7 separate regions of the Mus musculus genome follow, and regions 1, 2, 3, 4, 6 and 7 are each linked to region 5. A link is a loop called in an ENCODE intact Hi-C map of the cell type or tissue named here. Cell type or tissue: heart. All regions are shown on one strand. Links, peaks and the distances in the headings refer to the core of each region. The heading gives the core; the rest is flanking DNA.

The links. Peaks named below come from ENCODE experiments on the same cell type or tissue, not always from the same donor. Only the 100,000 strongest peaks of a DNase experiment are listed, where the experiment ranks them.
Region 1: a loop joins it to region 5, with 3 times the contacts of the local background. A loop is called at or near these places in 4 of 42 quality-filtered maps.
Region 2: a loop joins it to region 5, with 4 times the contacts of the local background. A loop is called at or near these places in 5 of 42 quality-filtered maps.
Region 3: it touches region 5 in a loop (5-fold over the local background); 10 of 42 quality-filtered maps call a loop at or near these places.
Region 4: it touches region 5 in a loop (2.2-fold over the local background); 4 of 42 quality-filtered maps call a loop at or near these places.
Region 6: it touches region 5 in a loop (3-fold over the local background); 13 of 42 quality-filtered maps call a loop at or near these places.
Region 7: it touches region 5 in a loop (2.5-fold over the local background); 4 of 42 quality-filtered maps call a loop at or near these places.

The regions. Positions count from the first base shown.
Region 1 is chr14:105,923,147-105,927,484 of GRCm38, forward strand. No RefSeq gene overlaps it. Among named protein-coding and RNA genes, the nearest start is that of Spry2, 28 kb to the left of the region's middle. In heart, for the core only: a CTCF peak has its summit at 1,782 (motif pointing left); no DNase peak of the experiment used is centred there; H3K4me3 peaks cover 93 bases; H3K27ac peaks cover 256 bases.
Region 2 is chr14:105,395,578-105,399,915 of GRCm38, forward strand. No RefSeq gene overlaps it. Among named protein-coding and RNA genes, the nearest start is that of 5430440P10Rik, 30 kb to the right of the region's middle. In heart, for the core only: a CTCF peak has its summit at 2,042 (motif pointing right); a DNase peak (open chromatin) is centred at 2,174; H3K27ac peaks cover 416 bases.
Region 3 is chr14:106,498,478-106,502,815 of GRCm38, forward strand. It overlaps Gm29871 (a long non-coding RNA gene), which reads left to right. Exons shown (of 5, transcript XR_874942.1): 3 at 2,456-2,556. Among named protein-coding and RNA genes, the nearest start is that of Gm29871, 14 kb to the left of the region's middle. In heart, for the core only: a CTCF peak has its summit at 2,325 (motif pointing left); no DNase peak of the experiment used is centred there.
Region 4 is chr14:105,472,769-105,477,106 of GRCm38, forward strand. No RefSeq gene overlaps it. Among named protein-coding and RNA genes, the nearest start is that of 4930449E01Rik, 24 kb to the right of the region's middle. In heart, for the core only: a CTCF peak has its summit at 2,396 (motif pointing right); no DNase peak of the experiment used is centred there.
Region 5 is chr14:105,311,678-105,316,015 of GRCm38, forward strand. No RefSeq gene overlaps it. Among named protein-coding and RNA genes, the nearest start is that of Gm24207, 37 kb to the left of the region's middle. In heart, for the core only: a CTCF peak has its summit at 2,361; no DNase peak of the experiment used is centred there; H3K27ac peaks cover 615 bases.
Region 6 is chr14:105,893,096-105,897,433 of GRCm38, forward strand. Spry2 (sprouty RTK signaling antagonist 2) reads right to left here and starts at 3,724. Exons shown (of 2, transcript NM_011897.3): 1 at 3,493-3,724; 2 at 1-706. The coding sequence starts at 655. In heart, for the core only: a CTCF peak has its summit at 1,987; DNase peaks (open chromatin) are centred at 626, 2,126, 3,016, 3,336 and 1 weaker place; H3K4me3 peaks cover 4,000 bases; H3K27ac peaks cover 4,000 bases.
Region 7 is chr14:105,730,473-105,734,810 of GRCm38, forward strand. No RefSeq gene overlaps it. Among named protein-coding and RNA genes, the nearest start is that of Gm35967, 4.3 kb to the left of the region's middle. In heart, for the core only: CTCF peaks have their summits at 1,894 and 2,107; DNase peaks (open chromatin) are centred at 1,939 and 2,639; H3K4me3 peaks cover 2,788 bases; H3K27ac peaks cover 3,236 bases.

The sequences.
Region 1 (4,338 bases), core at 219-4,218, 610 kb after region 5:
CTCCTGCTTGGCTGCCACTCACACAGCTTGCCCCCAGAATGGACTTCCTGTGTTGTCAGTCTTACTCAGTATCTCACCAAGCACTCTTTGTCACTCAGCCTGAGACAGAAAGGGGCGAGATAACAAATCTAGACTGCTTGTGTTGATTTTGTGGATAACCTAAAGGGCTCTCGGGGGGGGGGGGGGGGGCCCACCTCTACTTCGGCAACAGCCTTTCCTGTGACATTGAGCCAGGCTTTGGACATCCCGTTCCTTGGTTTGTGTCAATGAGGAATGAGGACCGCGGTGCTGTGTCCTCTTACTTTATTACAAAGTGCAGTAACTCGAACATTTTTCTGAACATTGAAAGCCCTTAGCAAAGAAAACATAACGAAACGCAAATTACAACCACCACAAGAGACAGACGGTCTTTTCTGTTCTCAGGAGATGGGAAGGAAATCACAGCTCACTAATTACATTCTTTACCTCCAAAAAGAATATGTTGTAGTCATGTAAATAAGGTCTTCCCTTCCGTCATCCTTCCAGTTTCCCCTATTATTATTGTTGTTGTTATTGTTATTATTTGCCCACATCACCATCCTCTTCCTGCAGATTTCCTTCTTCTACGTGGGAGACCTTAACACTTATATGGGGTCAAAGTTCAACAGCAACTGGCATTAGTCAAGAACGTGTCTAGTAGGCACCGAGACAAATAAGGAGATCAACTGAGTGATGGGACTGCATAGCAAGTCATGGTGTGTTGGCTTCAGCAAATTCCCTGGGTTCAGAAATGAATTCACAGAGGTAGCGTTGGCAAGCAGGGTCTCTGGACTTTGGTGTCTTTATATCCTAGGATGCGTATTTATCCGGAGCTCTTTGCAAAGGGATTGGACAGGATGGAAACCATCGAGAAATTGAAAGATTCTTCCTGTTGTGTGGGAGAAAGTATCATATCTATACCTGTAGCCTTTACCTTCCTTTGGTTAAACAATGAAAGTAGGCTCAGTGCACCTGGGAGAGAAACACTGGATCATTCCATTGCATTAGAATTTATAAAATATTCCAAAAATTCGAGAATGTATTTTAATTTCACGTAACAAAAAAAATCCCCCTTTAAGCGGTTGAGTTTATTGCTGCTATCTTGTGTTATGAAGACACTAGCAATATCAATCGTGACTTAGAAATCAGTTTACCTCGTCTTCCTCATGACATCTCAGGAAGGGACCTGCACACGGGCTCCCCATGCATCACGCATGCGCACCGTTTCCATGTGGACCGCAGCACCTGCACGGCAGGGCTGAACTCCTGAGCTCTGCACAGGAAGTACTTATACTACGTGTCCTAACGTTGTGCTTATTTCATTTTTCCTCCCAAAGACGTTATTCGATATTGGGTAGGAAACACTCAGAGATGATCCACATAGGACATATATTCACATATACATATACTTTTTAAAAATAAGTTATAAGACACATTCCAGTCTGTTCATAATATGGATCAGAATAGAAGGTAGATTATTAACTTTGTAAGCATTTTTCCCCCGGGTTTGTTTCGCCTTTATACCAGACATGCATTACTTTTTTTTTTTTTTAACTAAAATGTGAATAAAGAAAATGTTTTGACACTTGTTCAATAAAAGTGACTTTTGAGACAATTTACCAGTGGCAAATAATATTTGTGATTTATCATTTTTGTCAATCATGATAAAGGATCTGAAAATCCAGGAGAAAAGGCTTTTTTTTTTTTTTTTTTTTTTTTAAAGGCACACATTCAAACCCACAATGGTTGTGCTCCCTCTGCTGGCTCTACTGGGACAGTTTGGGAGGATAGAATAATAGCAAAGAAAATTCTGATTTTTGTGTGTGTTTTACATATTGTTTTGACAGAGACGTTTCTCCTGACAGAAAGTTTTAGGTTAGTTGGTAACATTTCCCCTAATATTTAGTAGTGATGCTGAAGCAGGCCTAGATTACTGTCATATTTTAAGTGAATTTCCTTTCTTATGTTAAGTAGAGCATAAAATGTAGCAATTATTTCTCCCCCATATTTTCCTCTGTTTGGGTACAGTCTCACTATATAGGCCATGCTGGTCTCGGCCTCCTAAGTACTGGGATTACAGGTGTGTATCGCCATGCCCAGTTCAAAATACAACAATTTTATTTTGTTGAAAAAAATTTTTTTTTTGTTAAAGATAACCTTGTATAACTAGTTATTGATAATTTGGTGTTTTCATCATTCATTCCAGTGTGTGTGTGTGTGTGTGTGTGTGTGTGTGTGGTATATGAAGATGTGTGTCTGTGTGTGTGTGTGTGCATGAGTGTGTGTATGTGTGTGCACATGTGTGTATGTGGTATATGAATGTGCGTGTGTGTGCATATGTGTGTGCCTGTATGAGTCTGTGTTCATGTATGTGGCATATATATGTGTGTATGTGTATGTATGTGTGGTATGTGCACAGGGACATGTAAAGTACAGCTCAGGTGTGATTGATTAATGACTGCTTGTGAGAATACAGTTTCTTCTTCTACCGTGGCTTCCAGTGAATCTCAGGAAGCAAACTCAGGGTATCAGGGGTGGAAACAAGCACCCTTAGCTTCTGATCGGTCTCGCTGGTTCTGTAACTGAGTCTAACCGTTCATTTGTTTACCTGTCCATCAGGCTCACACCAGAAAATAACCAGATGGGGATGATATCAACATAGGCTATTGCATTTAAGAAACCACTTTGTTAGATAACGTTCGTCTATATCTTCCTGTAGTATAGATATTTGGAATTGCTCAGGTAATATAACTTTTCATGGTCTAGAAATTAGAACTAAAGGTTCTCAGAATTACCCATTTTCTTTCTGGAATGTTGACGTTCACATCTCAGTGATGATCCATAGATACTGTCATTTAACAAATGCTTGCATTACATCACTGAATTCTTTGCTGTATTCTGTTATAACATTCTACACCATGTCTTAAAAAGTGTTCGATGTGGGCTGGAGAGATAGCTCAGCAGTTAAGAGCACTGACTGCTTTTCCAGAGGTCCTGAGTTCAATTCCACTGTTGTGCCTGAAGACAACAACAGTGTACTTACATATATAAAATAAATAAATGTTTTTTTAAAAAAGTGTTTGATGTGAAGCTTGTCTGTATTGAATTCAGCTCCTTCTACTGGTCTTTGCCTTTAGGTGAACATCAGTCAAGTAGCAGGTAATAAATGAGCTGGTTCCTAAAGGATGTGTGCACTCAGCAGGGAGGTTTTGAGGAGGTTGAGAGGCTCTAAGGACTTTTAGAAGAGTCAAAGAGAGAATCACTGCTTCTAGGAAAGGCCAGACTGCTAGGAAAAGGGGTGGGGAATAAGGAAAAGATGGGGGCGCTGTGTAGCAGGGAGGATAGAAACAGCATTTCCTTACCTGAGAAACCCTCCCCCTAAATATTTATCTTTGTGAGGAAATGCCCTAACAAGTAATGACGTAAACAAGTTAACATCCGCAGTTCATTTTCAGACCCTGCAAATCATCACCAAAAAGAAGGTGTGGGTCAGAGGCAGCTAACGTCAGGGAGAAGCGGTTTCAAAAGAAGCAATTCAGCTGTAGCTGCTAGAGTTCTGGCGTGGCATGGGAAGGCTCTGGAATGACTGATGATGTGGAGGACACTAGGGATGGAGCAGAAACAGATCCTTGGGTTTTAGTGCTGAGGAAAAGGACCATCGGGCAGTGTGTCAAGGCAAAGGTAAAATGTGTTCGCTACGGCTGGCTGGGTGATGACGTCATCAGGAGTCAGGCTCTGGAAGCTGGGCTGTGAGCTGTCAAGGCCAAGACTGATTCGATGCTGACCACACTGTGTTGCTAAATTCTTTCATCTCTCATCTGGAAAACACATATGAGAAACACATACGTTTACATACACGAGTGAAATTCGGACCTAGAGGTGTCCCAGAGAACTGCACCAAAACAGCAATGTTAGGAAATATCGTTAGACAGAGATGGGCCATGCCCCTGGCTTCTTAAACCATGTTGTATGGGCCCGCATTTATCGAACCTGCTCACAGAGTGATTCTGCGTTAGAGACTTGAGAGTAAAGAGATGACATAACCTCATTTTCAAACAGCGTTTATGTGCACGGCCAGTGCCATAGAACTGCTTTCCAGCCAGGCAGCGGTGGCCCACACCTTTAATCCCAGCACTTGGGAGGCAGAGGCAGGCAGATTTCTGAGTTCAAGGCCAGCCTGGTCTACAGAGTAAGTTCCAGGATATCCAGAACAACACAAGAAACCCTGTCTTGAAAAAACAAACAAACAAAAAACAACAACAAAAGAACTGCTTTCTAATTATTTATTTATTTGTTTTCAGTTCTGTCTCTTAGGTATTA
Region 2 (4,338 bases), core at 113-4,112, 84 kb after region 5:
CCAAAGTTTATATATTTCTAGACTCAGAGAAATTTCTTAAGATACAGAATAATCTACCAGATTTTGTTCTTGCATGTTCAGACATATGCAGTGAAAAACTCTATTATCCAAAACAGTGGAAAAATAATTTCATAAGCTTCTGGATGTTGAAGTTATTACCTGAAACTTGCATACTTGAGATATACAAAGATTTTTTTCAATTGAGTAGCGTTTTGGTTTTTTTTTTTTTCTTAAACTCATGGTACATAAGTGGTACATTATAAGAAACTTTAATGATGGTCCCACAAACAATTATAAAAGTCTTTATTCCTAAAATACATAGATCTTATTGAAGTGGAAGAGCGTAGATTTGGAAATGTATTTTCCTAAATCACATACTATGTCTATCCTGGTACCAGTGTTTACTCCTCAAGAATGTCGACAGCAAAAGATAAGACAACTGGCCTTAGCATCCAATGAGAATAATAGTTATTCTCTTGGTTTAAAATGAAATGTAGACTCTTGATTTAAACAGAAAACAAAAGACAAACAACTCTTAGTAGTCAGCATTCACCACTAACCATCTGATTTCAGGAACATGTCTATTAAGTACCCGTGGTAAAGGAAATAGCATTGTCTCTATTTAGACCCCTTACCCCTCTGCAACTCTCCTCTGATCAGTGAAGCCAGGAAGGAGAGTAAGGAGGGAAGAGCCATTCCTGGATGTCTCTGACTTGAGCATAGCAGCACCTCCGCAGATTCTGAGCTCTTTGACAACATCTCTGTGTCCTGCTCTGTGTCTTGGATCTTAGGCCTTTGGCTTCCTTGGGCGTGAAGACCACCTAGAACTCAGTCAACATTTTGAGAACTCCCCTTGCTCCCGCGGCGTCTTTTTGTGGGCATTTCTTTGTCCCTATCCTGTACAGAACGCACGGTGGCCTGTCTTCCACTGCTTGCCCATGCATCGGGCTGAGTGTGTGAAAAGGACACACCTGTCCTGTTCTGCCTGTAGGAATGATATTGCCTCTCAGGTTCGTTTGTGCTGATGCTTCCCCCACCTGGATGCTGTCTCTAGGTTACTCGGGCCTGAATCAGGAACAGCCCACTCCGCTCCTCTGTTTTCGGAGGACACAGAGAAGTTCTGAGTGTGCTATCCTCAGTCTCTATACTGGGCCTCAAGGCTGAGACGCAGCTCTGCTTTTCTATCCTGCCTTCAAAATGGGAGTGGATGAAGACATCACACACACCTGTTGCCCCTAGGGAAACTCTCCCCAAATGTTCAACTCCTTAGTTTTTCTAATTTTAACTTTTTTTGTGGCAAATAGTGGGCATGAGGGGTGAATGTCGCAGGCTGATTCCTTTGCTGATTCTGACATACATGGACATGGAATTATATTTTTTTTTACTAGGACAGTAATTGTCATTTTCTAGCATTAAAAACTTAGACCAAAGTAGTTCCATGCTAAAAACCTTTCATGCTTACATTTTAAAACATGTTAACTTGTCCAGACCATGAAAAGAAAAATATCCCCCAAAGGAACTTCTGAGAATTGACATTAAATATTTGCTTTACATTCTCAATGTTTGCAGGAAGCAAATTTTCTGTGCTTTTAAGTTTATTTTCTGATTGTTTTTGCTATTTTAATGTTACATTCTGCTCCAAGAATGTGGTCTTAATTGACAACATGTGTCTTTAGGAAGTCAGTTCAGGGGACCAATTATGTTGTAAATCACGGATTACACTGAGTCATGTTTCATCCACAAAATTCCAAGTTGGCGCTCAATGTAGAGACAATAGAGATGAGCATGTAGAGACAATGGAGATGAGCATTGCTTTGCACATGGAACTCCGAAGAGTCCTCAGGGAGACTAATACTTTCTTGGAGGCACAAGGTGTTGCTCTCTGGTATTCTTCACCGTAGCTGTGAAAAGAAAGCAAACACTTGTCCGCACTTTCTTCCACTTTCCCACCCTTGGCTTCCCCTAGAAATAAAAAGGTCTTCCATGTTGAATGAAACCTTAATCCGGGTTCCAACTCTGTGAGTCAGTAGATGACCACCAGGGGGCAGTTATGTTAAGCTTGTGGGCTTCCGTCTGCGGGCATGGGGACTTATGGAAGGTTTCAGAGCAGGATAGTGACCTGCTCTGAAGATGAAATTGGCAGGCAAAGTGAAAGAGAAATAAAGGCAGAGCCAGATCCCGGGGCTGCATGACTCTGAGGAGAAGTGGTGCAGCGGCCCTGGGGAAGATACATCAGCAGAGAACAGCATTCTGAGATAACGCTGGAAGAAGTGTTAAGGGAGTTGGAGGGTGGGTGGCTATGGAGGGAGACTAGACACGGAGAGCAAGTTTTCTGTGCCTGGGATGTTTATTTCGAAGATGATAATTCTGAGTTATTGCTGCTTAGGCATTACCCCTTTATATGAAATCCATTTCGTTGAAGTAAAATTAATAAAAATTTAAAGTGTATTTTTGAAATTGTCATTCTTCAAAAGTCTCCTAGAATACTTAAAGTATCAGTCTCTGACATTTGTGGAGGATTCAGGATTAAAGTGTCAGCTGGTTCTGTGCGAGCATGTGTGTGTGTGTGTGTGTGTGTGTGTGTGTGTGTGTGTAGAGGAGGGGGGCAAATGTGATGTCTGCCTTCCTTTGTTAGTTATCATGTTTTTCTCCTTTATTAAATCACAGATAGTTGGAGAAAGAGGGCCCCGATCTGCCTTTCTAGTCTGATTTACAGTCACTAGCCAGTGGAGAATTATGGGTACATGTCTCAGGAGACCTTTGTGTTAATACATAAATCCACATTATGTCAGAGCACTTACACCTCGACATTTTAACAGAATGGAGAGTAAATGCAATGTTTGCCCAAATATCAGTGAGTTCAGCCCATGATGGTGTTGCATCTTGGAAAGTTTTCGAGCAAGCCCCTGAAAGATGGAAGCTAGAAACCAGACCCTGTCAAACACTGCTGTTAATGTGACCCGTGGATTCTGACGTTTTAAATTTCAGTTTTGCAATTTCTTTTTCCTCTGTCCTTTCACTGGTTCAGCTCTAGCAAAAGTAGATGATGTCAATTACAAAAATAAACACTGAAGCTTGAGGGGTTTGCTATTAGAGAACCTGAAGTTTTGATGTAAGATTCAAGATAAAGAACATCACGCCAGACTTTCCAAATTATGTAATTGGTTCTTAGCAAACAAGCACTTAGGATAAAAAAGTTTCAAAAGCCACATGTGTCTGGTTTCTCTATTATGGTGCCCTGGAGTTTTAAAGCCACCTTCCCCAGGTCCCCACCACACTGATGCGTATTTTCCTGAAGAGTGTCCCTTTCATACAGTTGCGACCACGTGTGTCGTGGCAGTCATCCTCCATGGGATTTCTGATTCACCTTTTCCCACCACCTTGAAAGGCTCTGTCAATCATGAGTTTGGATAAGGCATTCTTTTATATTTTCTAAAATATATTCAGGGCTGCGGAGTTGGCTCAGTAGTTAAGTAGTGTGTTGTACAGCTAGCAACAGTGAGGACCAGAGGTCAGCTTTCTGGCATTTACATCAATGCTGGGGGGGGGGGGGGAGTGGGAGGGGTCTGCTAGTAATTCCAGTGCCTTTACAGCAAAGTCACAGATCCTAGGAGTGAGCTGGACAGCTAGGCTGGCTGAATGGACAACTTTTGGTTTTGAGGGACCATACCTCAGTGAATAAGATGGAGAATAATCAAGAGAAATTCCTTATGCTAACTTCAGGTTTCCACAGGCATGTGCACACACATATACCTCCAAACATATGCAAACGATCACATATGCATATACATTACACACCACATAAACCCCCCCCCCCCATATAGGAAAATGAAGCACAGTCAGAGAATAACCCTTGACAATCCCCCATGATCTCTTCCTTGAATCACTGTGATTGCCTCTAGGCAGTCTCCCTGTATCCACCACTGCCTCTTTACAGCCTGCTTCATAACCTTGATGCAAGGATTCCGGATCCAGCTTATGTCAATTCTTGGCTGAAAATTCTGCCATGGCTCCAGGTTTCAGATTTTAAAAAACTTTCTTTAAAAAAAAAAATAGCTTTACAGCCCTCCTCCTTTCTCTCTTCCCAGTTCCACTTTGGGTACCACCCCACCCTGGAGCATCTTAGTCCCAGCAGGTCTAGGCACATCCTCTCCCAATGAGGCCCAACTAGGCAGTCCAAGTATGGGGTGAGGGGATCCAATGGCAGGGGATAGACACTTAGATAGCTCTCATTCCACTTGGTACGGGAAGCACATGAACACCAAGCTGCAGATTTGCTGCAGATGTATAGGGAGTGTAGGTCCAGCTCCTGCTGGTTGGTGGCCCAGGCTCTGTGAA
Region 3 (4,338 bases), core at 242-4,241, 1.2 Mb after region 5:
TAGAGAGCTGGGTATTGGTTCATTTGTGTATACACCACTTTGTTGTGCATTTGTTTCATTGTGCAAGTAAACCCGCAGGTTACATGTTGTTGTTACACACAGCTTGAAGTGTAGTGTGTGCCCTGAAAGGAAGGTATAGACATCCTCCTTTCAAAACAGGGCTGGGAGTAGAGAAATGAAGGAAAATGCGGCCTGGTAAATTTTGCAATCTAATCGTGAAAAAACCGGGAAGTCTTCAATTTGTTTTGAAGGTGTTGTCTTGTTTAGAAAAATTAAGTCTTGTGCAATCATTCTGTGAGGCTGCATTATGGACGAGGCAGAGGGCGCGCACTGGCACGGACTCTCACTAGAACCCGTTTTCTTGGTTCCTCCCACTTTTTTTTTTTTCATGAACACCATCACACATTCGCTCCTGAGTGAGTATATCAATCTGCTTCGTGCCACTAACTTGAGGGAATTGTCAGCCTCCTTTTCTTTAATATTCCCACTGCTTCTTTCAATACAAACAGGTAACAGTTCTAGTAATGTCCTTACAAGTTTGCCATTTGATATGAATAAGATGCGCTCCGTCAATACAATCTATACCAGCATCCCTTTTACCCATTGTTTTTGTTGGTCTGTACCCGATGCAGAGTTAGTGTTCCCAGAGCGTTTCCTTTTGATAAGACTCCAAGGTCGGTCAACGGTCTGCAGAATGTTCACTATAAAATCCTGGGAACTTTCTCCATGGTGAAGATGTTGTCATATGGACATGGTCTTGTACATAGCACTTAGCTCTGCTTAGGATATTTAGCAATTGGTCTCCTTGGTGACTGGCAGCATCCCTCCAGCTCTTCTGAGCTTTGCATGGCAGTTCTGGGAACTTAAGTCTGGGCTACCCTACTTCTCTCAACCTAAAAGCACTTGAAAGGTGCTTAGGTCAGAGATAACATTGATGGTGTCAGTCTAGTATCACAGATTTAAAATTGCATATTGGAAAAAAAATCTAACCCTCAGATTTTTAATTGGGATGGATAATAATTAGCAGAATATCGACATGATTTCAGAATCGGTGAATATTCTCAAACTTATCAGGTATTCAAAATGAATATGTCTCACTGTTCTCATCCACTCTAGGGGCAGACCCCTGCATTACCACACTCGCCACCAACAGGTCACAAAAGCCATCCTCGCAAATTTATTCTTTCTTACCTGAGAGAAATACGAACAAAACTCCATAGCATTTCTTAAAATCTGCAAATGGCTTTTGCTAGGGAGTAAATGTGTCTAAGAAAATCCCCACTTTATAGGTAGGTTAAAGAACAGGGCTTGTAAGGGATGTCAGAGTGAGGAGTCAGGAGGCCCCATTCCCCCCACCAATGAGATCAACTTTATCCAAGTGCTAACCAGAACAGGCCAGTCTTTCTGTCCCTCTGTCTTTCCCTGTGTGCTGATACAGGTTCCTCCCACCAATGAGATCAACTTTATCCAAGTGCTAACCAGAACAGGCCAGTCCTTCTGTCCCTCTGTCTTTCCCTGTGTGCTGATACAGGTTTCTTTTTGTCATTTGAAAGCAGAGACCAGGCCCTTAGACTCTGCCACTATAGGCACATTACAGTCAAAACCCCTAGCTTTCAAAACTGTTAGAAGTAAAACTCTATAAAGTATGCAGGGTATGAAATGTTTATACAGTAATGCCAAGAGACAAAGCCACCTTTCGTCATAGGCTATCTGTTTTTTTCATAATGCTATAACACTTTCCATATTAAACATGACAATAAATACAGCCGTTCACAATAGTGTCCCTAAAATAGTTTAATAAAGTGCTTGGTATTTGACATCAGAAATGCTAACGAAATATTGGTCATTAACACTATCTGGGCCACGCTGAAATTTTGGTTCTTATGTTTAATGCTTGGCTGGTCTCCTTGACACTCTTGTTAAAAGATGCACCAATCTAGAATAATGTGCTCTTCACTTGAGAGCGTGAGATACAGAAAACAATCATGGAGGACCCTCCCTAATCCTAAACACAGAAACGTAGGCTGATTACACTCAACAGACAATTGCAAGAGGTACAAAACACTTGTTCCCGGCTGTGCTTAGCAGCTGTTCAGGCTTAAGGATCTCGGCCACGATACTTATTTCTGGCCTTTCAGTTACGAGTCTGCTTAGTATTACTTAAAATGCTGGTTTTGGTATCAGAAAAATTAGAATGGAATGAACGTGGAAGCAAGCCCATAATTATCCAAACAAAACCATGATTTTTACAGAGCAATCCCTCCTGTTATTTCCACTCATTTCGAAGCAGTGTTTTAACAGAAGAGAAGGGCGCCCTCTAGTGTTCTAATGAAAGATGAGCAATTACATACGCAATTCACTTCTCAACTTGAACTTGTTTATCTTAGACTCTCAATGAAGGATGCATACGCGTCAACAACTTTCCCCATGTTAACACCGAATATTTCCTTCACAGAGTAAACTGCGAAAGAGTCAGAGGAATGAAAGAAGGTCTCCTTTTCCCACCCTCCTCAGCATCCGGGCAGCTTAAACGGCACCATGATGATGACGTTTCAGGTGACTTTAGCCTTACAGGATGCCTCGTTGTAAGTTAGATGTGTTTCTATTCCCTTCTCCCCACCTCCAACTGTATCGGTCACTCTGTTTCCAGGCTCCCTTCTGCAGCCTTTACCACCACGTTAACAGGCTGGTGTGCTGATCCCAGTACCTCAAGAGCGCGATTGTGCTGTGTTTGGAGATGATGGGTCTTTATAGTTAGATAAGAAGGGTGGGGAACCTGCCATTACTCCTGAGTCCTTATGAGGCGAGGATACAGAGAATCGTGTGTGACGTCACACCATTTGCCATTTACAAGCGAAGCAGAGGCATCTACGGAGAGAGGTCCGTTCCGCTGATACCTTGATCTTGCACTTCCAGTTTCCAGATCCACAAGGAAACATTTCTGCACTTTAAGGAATCTACATGTTTTAATTTGTTGTGATAGTCCTAGCAAGCTCACCTAGAGTTCTCTTCTTGTCCTCTGCGCAGAAAGCTGATATTCTTTTTTTTTCAAAGTATTACTTCTAATTTAGTTTTGAGAAATGAGAACGGAAGTTTAAATATTAAACGGTCAAAATAGAAAATGTGTTATTTTCAGTTTAAAAACTGAATGGTAGTAATAGAAAAAGCGTTATCTTAGCTGTGTGTCGTCCTTCTCTCTCCTGAGCCTTAACTACATCATCCTCTGCCTTCCTTTCTCTACTCCAGTCTCCTTGCACACTACCTCCTAAACGGACAAAACAGACAGATGACAGAAAATACCTCACCTCACACCACATGAATTCCCAACTCTGAAAATTACAGGGGTGTTGAAGTTATAGATATGAATCATTATGTAAAGAGAGCTAGTTGCAACTAAGCTGGACTACCTACGGAGTTCAATGTGCGCTGGACAGCATAGACCAACGCTGCAGCGTGGTTGATATACTCAGGGCCACTCCACTGAAGAACGCTGATTGTCCAGTTAGGACTGATCAGTTCTGAATAACTTACTGAGGAGGGGTGCAACCACACCATCTTTTTACCCCCATGGGTTTTGGGATCTGAGCTCAGGTTTTCATGCTAATGCCACAGTTACTGACTGAACCCTCAGTCTGATTATCATGACATTTTAATGTTCATTTATCACCATCATCACCAAGTGCTGTTTAGTCTCGATTTCCTCACTGGCTTTCTAGTCACTTAAAAGACACATCCATGGTATGTATATGACAGCACTCTCAGGGGGAACACTTGCTCTGAATGTGGACAGGGAAGTCTACATGGCTAGGGAATGGACTGGAACAAAAGGGGGCTGGGGAAGCAAGGTGAACAGAGTTCGGTGACTGCAGACGCTGAACAGCCACTGGGTGCTTCTGCTGCGACACCCTCTCTGGTTACTCACCATATCTTTATGCTGTGAGGTAGAGAAAACCTTATTTCCCTATGTCTTGGTCAGGCGTTTTGTCACAGTAGTAAGAAAAGTAGCCAATGCAGTAATCAAGAGAAAATCACATTATATACTGGACTTTGTAAAATCATTTAGTGGGATATGAATCTGTAGTCATTTACATATAGTTTTTATTTTATAGAAATGTCGTACCCTCCTCTAGATATACCTGATGAGCCAAGATCACTGATGCTCTATTTACACTAGCCAAGAAGTGAAAAGAGTGCAGGCATCTGCTAACAATGAATGAACAATGGAAGTATATGTTCACATAATGGATTGTTATTCAGCAGTCATTAAAAAGAAAATTATGAAGTTCGCAGGTAACTTGCTTGAAGCTGGAAACAAGAATTTTGAGTGAGATAACCTAG
Region 4 (4,338 bases), core at 259-4,258, 160 kb after region 5:
TCTCTGTGTAACCCTGGCTGTCCTGGAACTCACTCTGTAGACCAGGCTGGCCTCCAACTCAGAAATCCACCTACCTCTGCCTCCCACGTGCTGGGATTAAAGGCGTGTGCCACCACTGCCCAGTGATACATATTTTTAAACACTTTTCCTAGAAGTCACATATGATGTCTTCTGTTTATATATGGCTGTCAGAGCTAGTTCATACAATCAGTCATTGGAAAGTATTTCAGGAGGAGTTAAGTCAGTCAGCTGATCAACAATGTCTACTAGAGATATTAACTGAAAGTTAAGAGTCTCCTCTTTTGTTCTTCTCATTGTCTCTTTTGTTCTACTAGTTCTCAACTTTCTATTCATAGCTGGGACTATGTGTAAGTAGCCAGACTGATGGCATTTATAATTATTGTTTACATTTCATATTAACTTTTAGTTTTCCTATTTTCACATTTATGATAAAGTCAAGGCTTCTCAAGTTTTATTAAATATGCTTAGTTACTTACAGTTTGACACTCTTATTTCATTGATTACTGTCTTGTTTTATTATCTTAGATGGAGGGACTAGTACAGTTGTTGCAAAACCCAGATCATATATAAGCACTATTCCAGTTTTCACCTGGTTACTGAGGGAGATATAGTTTAATTAAATGGGCAGTGGTTCAGGCTTCCCTTTCTGATTAGTAAGCTTTACAAGTTGGTTGATTCCATAGATATCACTTCCAAGCTTCATTAGTTTCTAAAGTCATTTATCTACCCCAAATGTTTAAAAACTTTATTGGAACATACTGAATTGACACTAGGACTATGGAATAGAGGTAATGGAAGTTGGAGCATAGGAAAAAGATGGTGGGTACAAAAAAAGGTGAGCTTGACATCTCTGAGTCTTTGCTAGAAGGAAGAGAAAAAGGATCATTGAAATGACGTTATCATTTATATAAAGTTTCAGGACACTCAGGAGACATATATGCCTAAGGTGAGATTTGATAGAACATTTAGATATCAAGTGTTTATCAAGAGGAAACATGTGGGGCCAGGGAATTGGGGATGGGGGACCAGGCCTGGAACAAGAGGGAGATCAAAGTGTGTCCAAACCCTGGAAATCTGTCCAGAGATCAGCAGTAGGATCTAGTCCTTTCCCTCTGCCCTGGGCCTTCATATCCACTTGTAGCCCTTGCTGGCCTACTTCGCCCCAGTGGAGGAGGTCATGTAGCCAGGTTAAACTTCCTTTCCCCTTATAAGGCCAAGTCCAGCAGCACCAGGAACTTCTCATTATGCAAATGAGGCATCCCTAGTGCACTGGCCCTGTCAACGATGTACACTCACTCCACAGTCCCCGTAAACAGCCGCATGAAAATTAGCTGTCTCACTGAAGAGGCCATCCTCACCACTACCTGCGATCTTTTAGCTCCAGCCTTAGGTCTTCCCCCAGGATTCACCAGTAGTGATCAGGCAGATCCTGCTATATGAGAAGTCTGAATTGCAGAGAATCTCTTAAGCCTAGCAGAAAAACCTAACACTGCACCAAGGGAGTAGGACCTTACCACTCCAGACTGGTCAGGATCTTATCAAATTTACCCTCTGGAGCAATATATTTTGCCAAATATAGCTAACTGTGTTCAGTATATGCTCTTACATATCAATAGCTATTACATATCAATAGCTATTACATATCAATAGCTATTGGAAATATTTTGTCAAGTTCCCAATGCACTTGTATGTACACAGAGACAAGGTAGCTATTGAGAAAGGGAAAAAATGGAAAAAAATTGCCTTCCAAAGTTTGCTCTATCACTTGTCAGCTGAAGCAGGATAAGGAATAACGTAAGAGCAATCTCTGTGTTAGATACATAAAAGTCACTCATAGAAATCATTAGTTTAATTTTCTAACTTTCTAAGAAAGTGTTTCTATTTTAAAAATGTTTAGACAAAAAACGTGTGTGTGAATAATGTACAACGTGATGTTTTGCAATACGCAGGCATCATAAATGGGTAGATCTGCTTAACTAAATAATGGTGGATTAATTCAGATGCATTAATTCATGCAGTAGTCATTTGGGGATGAGTGCTCTTAACACCTACTCTTTGCGTTTGCAAAGAAGCCAGACAGATGCAAAGCCAGGTCAGTCACAGTTACGTGTGCCTGAAGATGTGGCTAACTGGCTGTCTGCTTTTTTGCTTCCTTACTTTGTGAGTGGAAAGGCGGATGCTGTTAAGTTTCTGCCACAACTGGGTGGATTAAAAAGACTATCACTGGTGAAACCAATGTTATTTATCATTTCAACCCTCCCTTTAGAAGAAGTCTGTGGTGACCAGACACTTTTTTTTTTTAAATAAGAAAAATCTTTGTGAGCTACTTCCTATGCTTGTACCAGCCCCAGCCTTTCCTCTTGAGATTGGGCCTATAGGTGGCAGCAACTGTAAACTCTTGAGGTGGGGAGCTCTGTGCCAAAAGCTCTCTTGAAATACTTGGAATAGTTTAAATATTCTTTGATATTCAAAAAATGAAATTTTCTCAGATAAGGAAGTGAAAAACCAGCCTTCAGCTGTGACTTGTGAGTAGATTCTCCATAATCCACATTGCAGAGATTAGACAGGACACAGAGCCTTGACAGGCTGTCTCTAGAGGTTTATTCTGTAATCATGGTTGGGGTCAGTCTTGTGACTGGCATGGCCAGATTGGCTATCTTTTCCATAGAATCATTGTGGATAAAAGATTTTGGGTCTACAACAGCCTATGGTATGGCCATCAAGCCCTTTGTGCTAAGCATTCAATAAATGCTGGGGTTTTAACTCCACGCTCGTATGTTCCACTGATTGTGAATGTGAATCACCAAGATAATTCAAGGTTTTGCAAGTCAAAAAATGATAACTTGCATAAATCAGCATATGACTTAAGGGAAACTTATAGACAATTTCCATTATAGTTTGGGTTATTTTATTAAATTTTTTTTACTTATTTATTTTTGAGGGCATGGAATTTTATCTGGCTTTCAAGGTGAGGAACACTTGTATTTTCAGTGATGTTTTCCAAGGGACTGTCAGTTAGGTTCTATTAGTTAGGAGGAGCTGAGACAATATGAACTTTAGATGTCTGTCTATAAGTGATTGATAAACTATATTTGACATGATTAATCTAATCACACCAGTCATTTTCAGGGTTTATAGTCTTGTGGCTCAGTCCTTTGGGAGACAGTGGATTGTATCAGTTATATTTCAGCCAGCTAGACCCAGCCTTTATGTTTCCCCATCCTGACGATAGCCTTAAATGATTCTCCTTTATCCATTGCCCTAAAATGCTGTAAGGAGTAAAAGATTGCTACTTCAAATATAGACCATTGGCCATTGAGCACAAATTGTTTAAATTTAAGTATTTAAATAAAAGTCAAATACATTTAAAAAATATAATCAAAAAGGGATTTTTTTTGGTAGGCATTATTTAGTTGGGCTATTTCAGTTATGTTAATTCATTGGAAAAAGAAAATAAAATAGTATCACTTCTATAAAGAAAGTTTTAGTATGTGCCAATAGCAAGAGATTCACTGAATCAGAACAGATGGAAAGATGATCCAGCGGCTAAGAATGTGTAATGCTCTACAGAGGACCAGAGGTCAGTTTCCAGCACCAAAGACTGGCAGTTTACATGTACCTCCAGCCCGAGGATCTGACGCCCTCTTCTGGCTCCATGAGTACCTGTACTTCTGTGCACATAGCACACAGACACGCAGACACACACACACACGTTAAAAACATCTTTAAAGAAACAGCTAATAAACACTTGAAACAACAATATGAACTAACCAGGACCCCCAGAGCTTGTGTCTCTAGCTGCATATGTAGCAGAAGATGACCTAGTCGGCCATCACTGAGAAGAGAGGCCCCTTGGTTTTGGAAACTTTATATACCTCAGTACAGGGGAATGCCAGGGCCAAGAAGTGGGAGTGGGTGGATAGGGGAGCAGGGCGGAGGGAGGGTATAGGGGACTTTCAGGATAGCATTTGAAATGTATATAAAGAAAATATCTAATAAAAAATAAAAGTAAAAAAAAAGAAAGAAAGAAAGGAAGGAAGGAAGAGAAAGAAAGAAAGAAAGAAAGAAAGAAAGAAAGAAAGAAAGAAAGAAAGAAAGAAAGAAAGAAGGAAGGAAGGAAAGGAAGGAAGGAAGGAAGGAAGGAAGGAAGGAAGGAAGGAAGGAAGGAAGGCAGGCAGGCAGGCAGGCACCCATGTTATAGATTTCAGGATTTTTTTTTTAAAGTAAGGTATTGACATTTTAGGTTATAAGCTTGGCAATAGCTCATAAATTTTATCTTGAAATACGGCTAAGATGGAATTGAGTGTGAACAACTGA
Region 5 (4,338 bases), core at 107-4,106:
GGTGTAGGAGCAAGACTCTGGCTTCTTGTGTAAGCAGGACAAGCCCTCTCCTCGAGCTCCTTCCCGTCCCACGCTTTACTGTCTTGATGCTTTCAGCTGATGCATTTTTGTTTGCTTTTATTTTGAAGGGTCGTGCTGTCTGCTTCTTAAAAGCAAATCCCCATGATTTCAATGAAAACCACTTTTAAAACTCCAGTCCGGGCGCTGGCAAGATGTCTCTGAAGGTAGTGGTGCCTGACGGCTTGAGTTTGAGCTCCTGAACCCCCATGGAGGAGAGAGAGAGCCACACTTTATAAGTTGTCTCCTGACTTTCACACACATGCAGAGGCATAGGCCGTCATTTGTGTGTGCTCTGCCCACCCAGAAAACAAACCTAAAACCGGAGGAAACCATTCGAGAAGCCATCAAGAAGACAGGCAGGAAATAGAGGCTGGTCTCTCTTTGCAGAGAGCTACTGGGTCTGGTACTCTCCATCACTCTGTCAGTCACACCACACACACATACACACACCCTTCTCTCTCTCCATTTTCCTCCCCACCCCTGTCAGGTGTGTTCACCTTAATTAAATTATCACTTCCGGGACATGAAGAAGCAGTTTCTTCTCTTGGCTTTACCAAAGAGTAGTAAGTTCTACAAATTAGCTTAGGCTCAGATGAATTCTGGAGAGCAGCCACTTCATGTAGAATATGGCGAGTAGCAAATAACCGTACTGGAAAGTGTGGCTTCTGCAGAGTTGTGTGTACATTGTGCAAATGTATTTCTCACAAAATAGGTTGTCAGCCTTCTGAGTTCTGAGTGGTTTGGTTGAGACATGTGATTTGGGCTGTGAAATTCTAATTGCTGTGCATTCATTGAGATCCAGAGTCTCCATTGCTGCCAGGCATTGCTAGTCAGTCATCCTGACAGAATGGGTTGTGATAGAGTATGACGTATTTTTAATTGAAAATAATTTCTTTGTCATGTGGTGGACTCTGACCTGTTTCCTTCTCCTTTATCCAGCCCCTTTTCTTCTTCCACCCACTCCATGCCTTTCACTCTCTTTAGAAAACAGGCTTTTGCCTTGATACGAACAAGATAAAATAAATGGAGGTGGGGAGAAAGTAGGAAAATCAACATTGTGTGTGTGTGTGTGTGTGAGTGTATATGAGCACACACACACACATGCACGCACATACACACCGTAAAGAGAAAATCCAAAGCCATACTACATAAGCAAAAAGCATGTAAGGTGAATAAAAATGCCCAAAGCAATCCAAGACAAAAAGTCTATGGAAATACCACTGAGTTCATTTTGTGTTGGACTTCTCCTCCTGGGCAATGAGACTGCCCTTGAGTGTGGTTTGTCTACCCTGGTTGAGACTCCATTGGTGAAGTGGTTGACATTTGGAGACAGCTTCTGGGGTGTGGATGAGGGCTGTGCTCACTTCCCGGCTCAGCACTGGGACCCCGTGTGGCTTGGACCTGTGCAGACCCTGTGTGTGCTGTCATGGGCTCTCTTGAGTTTGCATGTGCATCAGCCCTGCTGTGTACATAATCAAGGCCATGTTTCCTTGGTGTCTTCCATCACTATTGGCTTTTACATTCTTTTTGCCTCTCCTGAGCCCTGGCAGAAGGGGTTTGATGAAGACTTTAAGTAATAAATAACATCAGCTCACTGACAGCTATGAGCATAAAACATAAGGTTTACTTCATCTTGAGTTATGTGTCATCTGCGGAGGCCAGAGGTGCTGGGTCCTGGGGTCTGTGGTTCATAGGTGGTTGTGAGTTAACTTTTAAACACGTGTTCTCTGGAAGAGCAGCAATGACTGAGCCTTCTCTCCATCACCAAAAGCTTTAACTTTAAAAAGAAAATAGTGTTTAAAATACTTAAAGATATTTTAAATGTGCATTTTACACTTAAAAAGTTTTATTGTTTGACATATGAAGAGTCTTTGAAAAGACATTTCTCTAATCTTTAGAAACTCCAGGGGTGAAACCTTGTTTGAATGATTCTTAAAAGACCTTTCTCCAGGGCAGAGGTTACTAGTCAATGCCATGCGCCCTACATGATCAATTGGAGGTGTTTGCAAAGTTAACATCCCAGACGCAGTATCCAGAAGCCCCGGCCCCGTAAGTCTGCCCCAGTGACAGTCCATTTTCTGAGTTGAAGTTGTGGACTGACGTGTTGCCGGGAGTCCTCGCTCTTTGCACACATGTGATAGAAAATCGAGGAAATTAGCACACGTATGTAAGATTTCAAGGCATATAAAATTAGGTTGTAGGACTTAGGCAGTTTTTAGTTTGAGGCCTTGCCTTATGAATTAGGTGTTGAACACCTTTCTAGTTTTGATACCTCACTACCTATGACGTGACTGTAGAGCCAAATGACCAGAGTGTGGCAGTATTGGGACAGAATGTCACTTACTTTCTCCATTGTGATTAAAAAGAACATGAGTGTTTATCTCCCTCACACCAGCGATTTTTCTGACTGAACACATAGGATTTCTTTCTACTGGCATCTTCCCCTCCCCATCCTTGTAGTTTACAGTGACAGGCAGCTTTGTGTTACGGAAAGGAGTGACTTGGTACTCCAAAACAAGTTTAGACACAATGCTTAACCGAAGCCTCCGACTTCTTGCCTGTTTATTGGGAAGCACAGTCAGGGACCTGAGGTTCCAGGAGACCCAAGATAAGCATCCGTCCATCAAATGGCTGTTCTTCCTGACCTGCCGGTTAGCTTAACATTTACCTTCAAAAGCTGAAATAAGCTATTGTGTGACACCATCATATCTTTAAGTAACTTTGAAAGTCAGGGTGCCTAGGATCATATTAAACTACTGTTTATTCTTCTTTGTTACAATCAGAATTAAAGCAAAAGTTGCTTATGTGACATTTTTGTTTTGCTACTGTTACACATGGAGGCAACAAAGCATTCTAGCTTCAGCTGTTAGGAGGCTCACAGATCCTTCTGAAAAGGGGGCCCTCTGGCCAGCCTGTGGATTTCCTGTGGATTGATGTAACTCTTTTATGTACAAATGAGACAGTGCCCTGAAGTCCTGGATAGGGGAGTGAGTAGGACATCAACACGTTGTTTCTTATTCCAAGCTGGATTTCCTGTGCAGCTTCTGTTACTGAGGGTTAACTTTGGATTTAAACGAACATCTTTACTTCAAAAAGGAAACATTTAAATGAAAGGGTATGTCTGTTAGTCTCCACTATGGTGATAATTCAGGTCCAGTAAACATGGTCAAGTGTGCCTGCTTATGGTATTTGAAGGAATGATGGTTTTACTTGTGTATAAATATATCTTATACTCTATCCCCTGTTTTACCTTTAAAAGTAGTTCAACATGTTCATATGCATCTGCACACACATGTGTATACATACACCCACACATTAAAAAAGAAGTTTCTCTACCATGGCTCTGGGGGAAGTCTTTCTCTTTCCTCCTATCTTAATATTTTCACTCCAAATATCATTTCTGTCAATCCGATTAAGATAGTTCTTTGATTATCAACTTTTATATCTTTAATTTAGTATTTTTCTCAATGCTTACCACAGAACTCAGAAAACTCAGCAATGGGTGGAATCAATTCTGCTACCCGGGTCTCTGTGGATAGAAAGATGTTTTCTGACCTTTAGCTCTTAAGTTTAAAAGAAGTTTCATTTATAAACTGGAAAATGTGTTTGTTAAGGGAGAAGTTGTATGTGTGTGTGTGTATACACACACACACACACACACACACACACACACATGCATACACACATACACATTCATATATCCATATATATGTATATATATATATATACGTATAACCCATATATATATATATACATATATATGTATATATATATGGGTTAGAACAATTGAACTCGAAGTTTTCAGGTACCTTTTGCTTGAAACAGGGCTAAAATTAGGTCTTAAAGAGTAAATAGAAATATGTGGGAGGCTTATTAATCATTAAATGTTTTTATTTTTGTAAGGTGTCATTTTTAGATTTGATATTTACTTACGTGTGTGGGGGTGTATATACATGTGTGTGAGAGTGCCTGCAGAGGCCAGAAGAGGGTCCTAGAGTCTGACACCAGTCCTCTGGAAGAACAGCAGGTCTCTTAACAGCTGAGCCGTCTCTCCAGCCCCTGGTGTATTCTTTACATTTGCTGACAGGGTAGTAGGTTTCATTCTGGCATTCTCACATGCAGCTTGTTTCCGTCGCTCTTTGCTCTTCTTCCCATCTAGCACCCCTCTCACCCTAAGGAGTCATCTGACTCTTGCATTCTGTTTGCCTCTTTTGATATTCTTCAGAAGGAGCTAGTTACCTTTCCGATTCTCATCCCACTTCATTTGAGCCTCACTGT
Region 6 (4,338 bases), core at 232-4,231, 580 kb after region 5:
CACAAGTCCCATAGTCAATGACGTTCTGGGCTGAGCAGAGGCACTGCTTGTCACAGATCCAGTCCGACGGCAGGGGCCTCGGGTAGGTGCACTCCTTACACTTGCACTTGCCGCAGTCCTCACACCTGTAGGCATGCAGACCCAAATCATCCTTGCTCAGTGGCTTAACGTCACCAGGCTTGAGCTCCGATTTAGGCTGCACTCGGATTATTCCATCAGCAGCAGCAGGCCCGTGGGAGAAGGACGGTCCTAACAGTCTCTGTTCCGAGGAGCTGCTGCTGGTACTTGTCCTTGTACTGCTCCGAGACCCTGAGCTGACAGTGCTGATGGACCTGGACAGAGGGGCCCGTGAAGAATGGACCTGCGAGGGCTGGAGCCTGGGAGGCTGGCGGTGCTCCGGCAGACCGTGGAGTCTTTCATGTTTGTGCTGAGTGGAGGGGCGAGGAGCAGGCTTGAGCCCAGGTCTTGGGACCACAGTAGGGCCCTCTGTGTACTCATTGGTGTTTCGGATGGCTCTGATCTGATCCAGAGACAAGACGTGTACCTGCTGGGTAAGGGCATCTCTTGGATCCGGCTCCCCGCGCTGCCTGCCACTGTCATGGGCTGTCTGCAGCAAAGGCTGCGACCCGTTGCCACTCTGAGCTCTGGCCTCCATCAGGTCTTGGCAGTGTGTTCACCCCAGCAGGCTTAGAACACATCTGAACTCCTGGGGAAACCAAGAGGAAAGAAAATGGTTTACACTCTAAGACTTCCCGTTCTCCACCCACCAGACTTGACAACTCTTCCACTTCCCTCATCCTCTAGAGAAAATGGGACTTGGAAATGCGCTGGTGGTGGCTGAGGTAGGAGAACAGCTAATGGTCGAGGCATGTTCTCAAAAGTGAAAATTAAGGCTAGGCCCTGACAGTTCTGCAGTCTTAATAAGAGCAGAAACGCAAAGCTAAGCTCTACCGATTCACTGAATGCTTCACTCAAATAAACATGCAATTTAGAAGGCTCCGGCCGGATGAAAAAATTGTCAGGAAACGCTGGCGCATAACTGCTGCCAACAGTTTCACAGGTATACTCTTCAGATCTTGAAGTAGGTTTAAGTTTGTCGCGATCATTTTTACATGAAACACCAACAAATACCTACAACGTATCGGTCAAGTCTTTTTTTTTTTTTCTACATCACACTTGCACCGTGAGTGGTCTAATCCCTATCTTTTTCCAATCCCATAGGACGGCTGTGATTAAAAAGAACATTTCAAGGGCAATTAAAGCGGAGTTTTAAATAAATATTATTAGCATAAAGTTATATAATTAAAGTAAGTCATCTCGAATTCCATTAGGTAGCACGTGAAAATAAAGTCCTAAGACCACAACTTGTACATCAAATATTCTACAGACCCACATCCTAGGCGTCTAGCCTTAGGTTCCGAACCACAAGTCATTTTTTAATAAATAAAGCATGCACACACACACACACACACACAAAAACACCCCATGATTTTCTCATCTTGAAAAATACCCGAGAGCACAAAGCAAGTAACTGCAACAAGAAAAGTTTTAGGAATCTGAAATGTCACAGTGGAAGCCTATGATCCTGTCAAGTAAACTTAAAAATTACAGTCATGCTTCGATTTAAGTACCATCCCATCCCCTCTCCCGAGTCCACATGAAAATAAAGGAAAATAAGCAAAACCGGATTTTTTTTTTTTTTTAACCCAACCTCTGCTTTTTGGAAAAGGACAGCGAACAAGGCAGGTGACAAACCAGACAGAGCTGGAAACCGGATCTGCTCACCTCCAACAGCAAGGTACACAAGGCTGTTCTTCGCTTTCAACCCGTTTATCGGCTCTATCTGCGCCCCCACACAGTCCCCAGCAGGTGGGACTCAGCTAGAACCCCGGGGGACTTTTCTCCAGGCGGACTGACGCTGTCCAGGGGCCAGCCCGGCCCCTCCCGTGTACAATCTGCAGAAGCTGAGGCAGGCAGGGGGCGCGGGCGCCTCCGAAGGGGACGTGTCATGAAAGGCACGAGCACACTTTCCCCTCCTCCACCCCCGCGGCTAAAATTTCCCCCAACCCAAGAGGAACTGCCATCCGGCCCCAAGAGGGGGAGCCACTCTAACACGCCCACCCCCCCGCCGCAAGGTCACCACAAGGTGTTTCTGGGAAGGCCCTCAAAACGGCCGTCCTCACTAGTTTCCAAAGCCGACGGCCCGAGGAAGAGCCGGGCTTAGGGCGCACAGCTTGCACCCACACTCCCAGAGCGACTCCACGGGGCAATGACCTAAGCAAGCACTGCCTGTAATCTGCACACGCCTACCTCCTTTTAGATCAGAAAGAATAAGACATACTTCTTAAAACGAAAGAAAAATAGCTTCATCCAGAGCCCCACTGCACCCGCCAGGCATACACAACTATGAGCCCCGGGGATCGGAAACTTTTCCGTGAGGACCTGCTTGCTGTGCAAAGTAGCATCTTTTGGAAGAAAAAAAAAAGTTGATTTCTACAGATCCCTGGCCGCCTCCAATGCAGCCCCCCCCCCTTCTGCGCTCTCCCAGTTCCTCTCCCTCCCCCTTTGAGTGCTTTGAAACCCCCATTAAGAACAGTGTGTGATCAGACTAAGGATTAGGGGGAAAGGACTTCAGCACTAGGGTGGGGCAAACCGACACAGAAACCCCTTTGTAAAAAAGGCGTTAAGACTCCAAATCTTAAAAACAGTAACACAAAAGAGGGAAGGGGGGAAAAAACTAGCCTTTTTTATTTTGCCACCTACTTTCAGGTAATGGAAAACGATCGCGACCACTTGATATCTCTTCCTGTGCTAAGTCAGCCTCAGTGTCCAAATATATTAAAAAAAAAAAAAAAAGCGTGACCTAGGCCGACCACGAAGAACGGAAAAAAAGAGAAAGCTGCACTTCCGAACCGCAGAGACGCGGCGCCAGGCTGGGCGACGCTCCCACCCGCACCGGGCTAGACTGTCCACACCCGGCAGAGGCGGGGACTCCCTCCGCCTGGCACTCTCGCCTCCGCTCGCCTGCCGGGTCTCCTGGCCCGGTGAGGTGGAGAGGTGAGAAGCCCAGTACCGCAGCCCCACAGGCGCCTCCGCCTCAGGATGGCTCTTCTACAACTTAGCCTTCAAACGAATGGAGGAACAGGTTAGCAATGCCAGAGCCTGCAACAGCGACCTAGAAAACACTTTGTGTTTTCCCTCCCTTAAAGCTCTCGGCGACTGAATCGTCGCCAATGCAGGGATAGGAGTAGAACGCAGTGAAGCGGTCCTCCGCCCCAAACCCCTTACGAGTGAGCTGTCGTGGGACGGGGGATACTGCATAGGCGTACCCTGTAGCCCGGCCATGGCCGAACCCCTGTTCTAGGCGAAGGAGATCCGCGGGGTAGTTCCCTAATGCTCCCGAGAAGCAAGCTGGTTTAGTGGAGAGAGGAACCCGGACCCCACTCCCGGCCGGCTATGGTTCCAGAAGGGGAAAAGCCAAACGCTCCTCACCGTGATCGCGGCTTTGCACCAACCCCTCTCCCTTGAATCCTCTTCTTCCAGCGATGTGCAAATAAATCCAGTCCTGATGCAAACTTTTTCCTTCTTTCCAAACTCTGCTTCAGTCCAACTTCCAAGCAATCGGTGGATTAAAACCACGGGGAAATTTTGGAACCCAGTCCTCCACCGTTGGAACCCTCCCGGATTCCGGGATAGATGACCTCCCTTCCAGAAGCGCACGCGGAGTATTTCCTTTTTCCCCCCTTCTCTCTCTCCTTTTTTTTTTTTTCTCAATGAACAAGAGGCCGAAGCGGCAACGTTGGCGAGTCTCTTTTTTTCCTGGTCGATGAGAGAAAGCGAGGCGAGCACGGCCTTACAAAGAACCTAAGGCCAGCTCGCCAAGACCCGGGGGCCCGGGGCTGCTCCCAAGTGGAGGCAGGCGCGGGGCCGAGGGCCGGGCCGGGCGCGCGCGGGGGCCTGGGCGCTGCGCGCTCCGCCGGCCCCTCTCCTCCGCTGGCGCTGCGGCGCGCAGCTCTCGCTCGTGCAGACTGGGCGTTGCGGAGGCGCGGCGGCGAAGCCGAGGCGGGGGTGGGGGTGCGGAGGGGGTGGAGGCGGCGGGGGAGGAGGGTCTGGGGCCCGGCCGGGGATGGGGGGGGGGGGTACGGGGGGGGAGGGCGCCGCTGGCCTGCGCCCTCGCCTTTCCGGAGGAGGCAGGGAGCTCTGCAGCGGCCGCGGCAGCAGTAAATGGCGTCATGTGGATCCGAGGCGGAACAGAGCAGTTGTTGTCCCAGAGGATATATCGCATCCGGTCCCAGCTCATTGGCTCCGCGGGGCTACATTCACTCGCGCTCCAGCGCC
Region 7 (4,338 bases), core at 157-4,156, 420 kb after region 5:
ATAAAGGCAAAAGAGAGGTATACTTGTATAAATCAACTACCATCAACAGTACTTACAGGAATAAAAGAGACCTACATGAGTGAATGGTAAGCAGATATGCCAGCCTAAGACTAATGTAAAGTGCTAGAAAATTATATAAGTTTTGTATGTTTAGGCTATGACGTGTTTCTTTCTCTTTTTTTTTTTTTTTTGCCATTTTTTTAAAATTAGGTCTTTTCTTCATTTACATTTCAAATGCTATTCCAAAAGTCCCCCATACGCTCCCTTGGCTATTTTTTTAATACAATTTATTGTTAAGTACAGTTAACATGTTGAGCAACCTGAGTGGGGAAGAAACTAATAGAAAGGGGGCTTTAGTCTACAGGTACACAGCCAGACAGGGCGAGTCAGTGCTGAAAGAACTCTGTTTGGAAATAGGCTGCTTGCCCCAGGCTTCAGCCACAGGCCGCTTAGCTCCACCCACACACACCAGCTACAGCTATGCTTTAACCCTTAGTGGGCACTATCACACAGTATTCCAGAAGGTATAAGAGCGTTATGTTTCTTGTTTCTTTGCACATTCCCAACATAAGTTTTGTCTGGGTTAGGTAAGAGGACAGCAGAAACACCGTTGGTAAGGTACAGAGAAATTACTGGCTGTAGTGAATCCTGACTCAAGGGCACAATGACTAAACATAGATCCAGGTCCAGGGCTCAGAAGAGATAATGGTTATGAAAAGTAGTTGAAGATGCCCAATATAAACAAAGTGCATCTAAGTGCTGGTATCACAGGTGGCAAGTAGGGGAGCCGGCCAATGCAATTATCATTCCTTAAAGGAACGAGACTGTATCAGGCAGGGCTTGTGCATTTGGAAAGAGCATTAGCAGAGCTAAGTACTTCATAAAGCCAAGAGACTTTGAGCTCTGAATCTCTCCCAGCTCCATGGAAAATGCAATCACCAGAGAGTTTGTTTTAAATATAAAATCTAATGAGACAGCTATGAGGATAATAGATCTGCCTTCTCCTCTCCAAGTTTTATTCAAAACTCATCACATAGACTTGGGGTAAATGACACACCTGAAAAGCAAAGCAAGCACACGCTGCTCTGTAGCAGGAACCCACCGGCAAGGGCTCTCAAACGCTTCCCTATGGAGATCTAAGCTGTAAAAATTAGTATTTTTCAACTCCAAAACTATATATGCAAAAACATTGGCTAACACTGTAGGGCCATGACTATGCTAGAATCTGATCGAAAAATAGTACAAAATTCCCCATATGGTGAAGGTCTCAACATTCTATTTTTAACAGATTTTGGAAAGATGGGTAGAAAACATATTAAATGCCTTCTCTGAATGGCAGTGCTGTGTCTGAATGTTTCTATTTTTATACTTCTATGCATATGTGTCATCTAATTCACATTTTTTTATTATCCTTTAGGGGAATGAAACAAATTTTCTACAAATTAAAATTCAGAAATGGACATATTTCTATTTCACCAGAAATGAACATTCACAATCCAAAACTCTAGCAGCTTCGCAGGCTTCATTTTTTACTTGCTGAATTGCTGTAATTATGCCAGGATATTTTTTGATATTTCTTCTTAAACGCGATGAGAATTTCTCTTTGAAACAAGAGGCTCCCTGCCCCCCCCCTCCCTTACCCCCAAACAGTGCCTGTGCTTTTTTTTCTGGAATCCAAATGAGATGCTTTAGCCAATGCTGATTTCAAAGGCTCCAGAAAAACAGCCTCCTCCAGCCCCTAGCCAACGCAGTCGCTGTGGCTTTAAGAGTAGCGTTCCGCCACCCCCCTGAGCCCACATACTTGTCCTCTTTGCACAGAAAGTGCCAAGCAGTGACATCTACTACAGTTTCTAGGACACGGTGCTCTCTGCTATACAGGGAGAAAAAGAGAGAGCGCGCTGTGAGAGAGAAGGCAGGCAGGGGAAGTGAACACAAACCCAGCTACATTCCCAGCGGACAGGCACTTCCCATGCAGTAATCCTGACCTGCTGTTTATGGCTGTTTGGCTGATAGGAAGCCCAGCTCCAGCGAGCTCTGGGGCCCAGCCTCCCCCCCTTGCTGTCCATTAATCATGAGAGGCTGTTACGAAGTGTACACAGAGTGGGAGTTCTGCCTAGAGTGGCCTCTAGCTGTCTCCAGCTCAATGAAATGACCCTGTGTGAAAACTTGTTTTATGAGAGATTGGTTTATTTGTAACTAAACTACTTCCTCCGTTATTTGATAAGCTCAAATATTTGCTGGTGATAGTCTGAGAGTGTCACATTTATTATCCTGTTTCTGTGGTTGCCTCACTCCTTTGGAACCAGCTCTGTTAACCCTTGGAAGGACAGCCCACGCCATCTTTCAGTTGGTCAGCATTATGTCAGACCAATTAGGATTTGTGACTCAAAGAGGGAGACTGTGTAGTTCCAAAACCACACGGACAACTCCAGAGGCAGAAGACTTTGATAAAAGTCCCCTAGGATTCTGAAACCACCATTTAAAAAAAAGGAAGGGCAGGGCTTCTGACTTCCTAACATAAATCTAAGGCCGTTCTAGACACATTAGTATTCCTGAAATGACAACTTTAGATAGGTCGGTGTGACTTCCTGTAGTTCTCCAGACCCCCAAAACGTCAGCTGTGTAAAGCGTGTGCGTTCTCAAAATGCTTAAAATGTCGTAGCATTCGGTGCTTTGACGCTTTGCCTGTTAGAGTCTGAGCTCATTTGCATTTGGCAGGACTTATTTCCTGCTTCCAGAGAAGGGGGGCGGGGTGGGGGGTGGAAGCCTTTGCTTGCTCTCTCAAAGGCTCAAAGGGCTCTCTGGACATATAAAACTATGTTTCCAAGAATTAAATGAACCAGAATGAGGCAGATCTCTTTTGGAATGAAAAGAAATACAGGCTTTTGTTACATGCAACACATTTGGAAAACCTAAATGGAATATCTCTCTTGACAAACCCACACTGGGACTGTTTTTGCAGCTCTTTCAGTCTCTGGTCAGCTACACGGAGTTCTCAGTGAATGCAGAAGAGGCTAAGGAAATAGCCACTTACGTGTGGCAAAATGTTCCAGCCTTGCAGAGATTTTTCCCAAAATCATTAGACCCACCAAAATGCTTTCCATTTGCCAGGCCTTCACCTTCCCCATCAGAATTTCCACAGTCCTCCAGCCTTGCAGCCCAGCTGTCAGTACCTCCTAAAACAGCCAGCCGTTTGTAGCTGAAAATGTAACCAAGTTTATACACTTCTAACCCAGAGAGCTCCCTGACGATCAGGCAGGAGAAAAAGAAAAACAAAGCAAAGTGGAGCAAAGCAAAGACGTTTTACTCTCAACTTGTTTCAAGGTCACAACAGAACACCCATGCAAGCTCCTTCCATGCTCATAAAAGAGGAGAATTTGGGCCAGCTAAGGCCTGTGGGAGGGCACATAAAGAGGGACCTGTACTGGGAACACAGCCTGGAGAGACCTTTTCCATCATGTGAAGGGGCATGGCTCAGGGTTCCACCTCTGGTTTCTTTTAGATCTCTGCAGGTAGCCTTTCCCCAAGACCCTGCCAATGGAACAAAACTTGGCCAAGTGATGACTAGAATTGTAATTATCTGAAATATATATATATCAAAATATAACTATATTTAATATGTTGAATAGATTTTATTATTAGTTTTCTCATTCTTTGTGTTTTTACGATTTTAAAATTGAGCTTTAAAAAGGATGAAATATCTCTCCTCTTAGGCATATTTTCTTTCCTGCCTTTCCTATTTTGAAGTTAGGGATTGAACCCAGACCCTCACATCTTAGGCAAGCACTCCACCTCTGAGCCACTTCTCCAGTCTTCCTCAAGGTTCCTGCCCTGTTAGAGTTCCTGTCTCTGTTTTCAATGATAAACAGTGATCGATCGGGAAGTGTAGGCCAAAACCAACCCTTCCTCACCAAGTTGCTTTGGCCGTGGTGTTTCGTCACAGCACTAGCAACGCTAACATTAAAACAATGAGTTACCTCAAATATAAGCAGGCAGTATTTGTCCTTGTGTGATAGCTTATTATAGGTAGCATAACGTCTTCAAGTTTCATCCATATTACAGGGTGTCACAATACTTCCTTTCATAGGAGAACATTCCATGGAAATTGTTTGCACTTTGTAACTACAGTGAACAACAAGTCAAAGGTCATATTGGTGGAGGCAGATATATATCTGATAACAGATTTTATTCAAAGTGCGTGAACAAATCCTACTAGCAATATCAAAAAAAAAAAACAAAATTAAAACTTGAGAGAAAGGACTTGAGAAACATTTCTCAGAAGAAGATATACAAGTGGTCCATCTGTAACAAAGGATGCTGCTCAATATCACAGAGTCT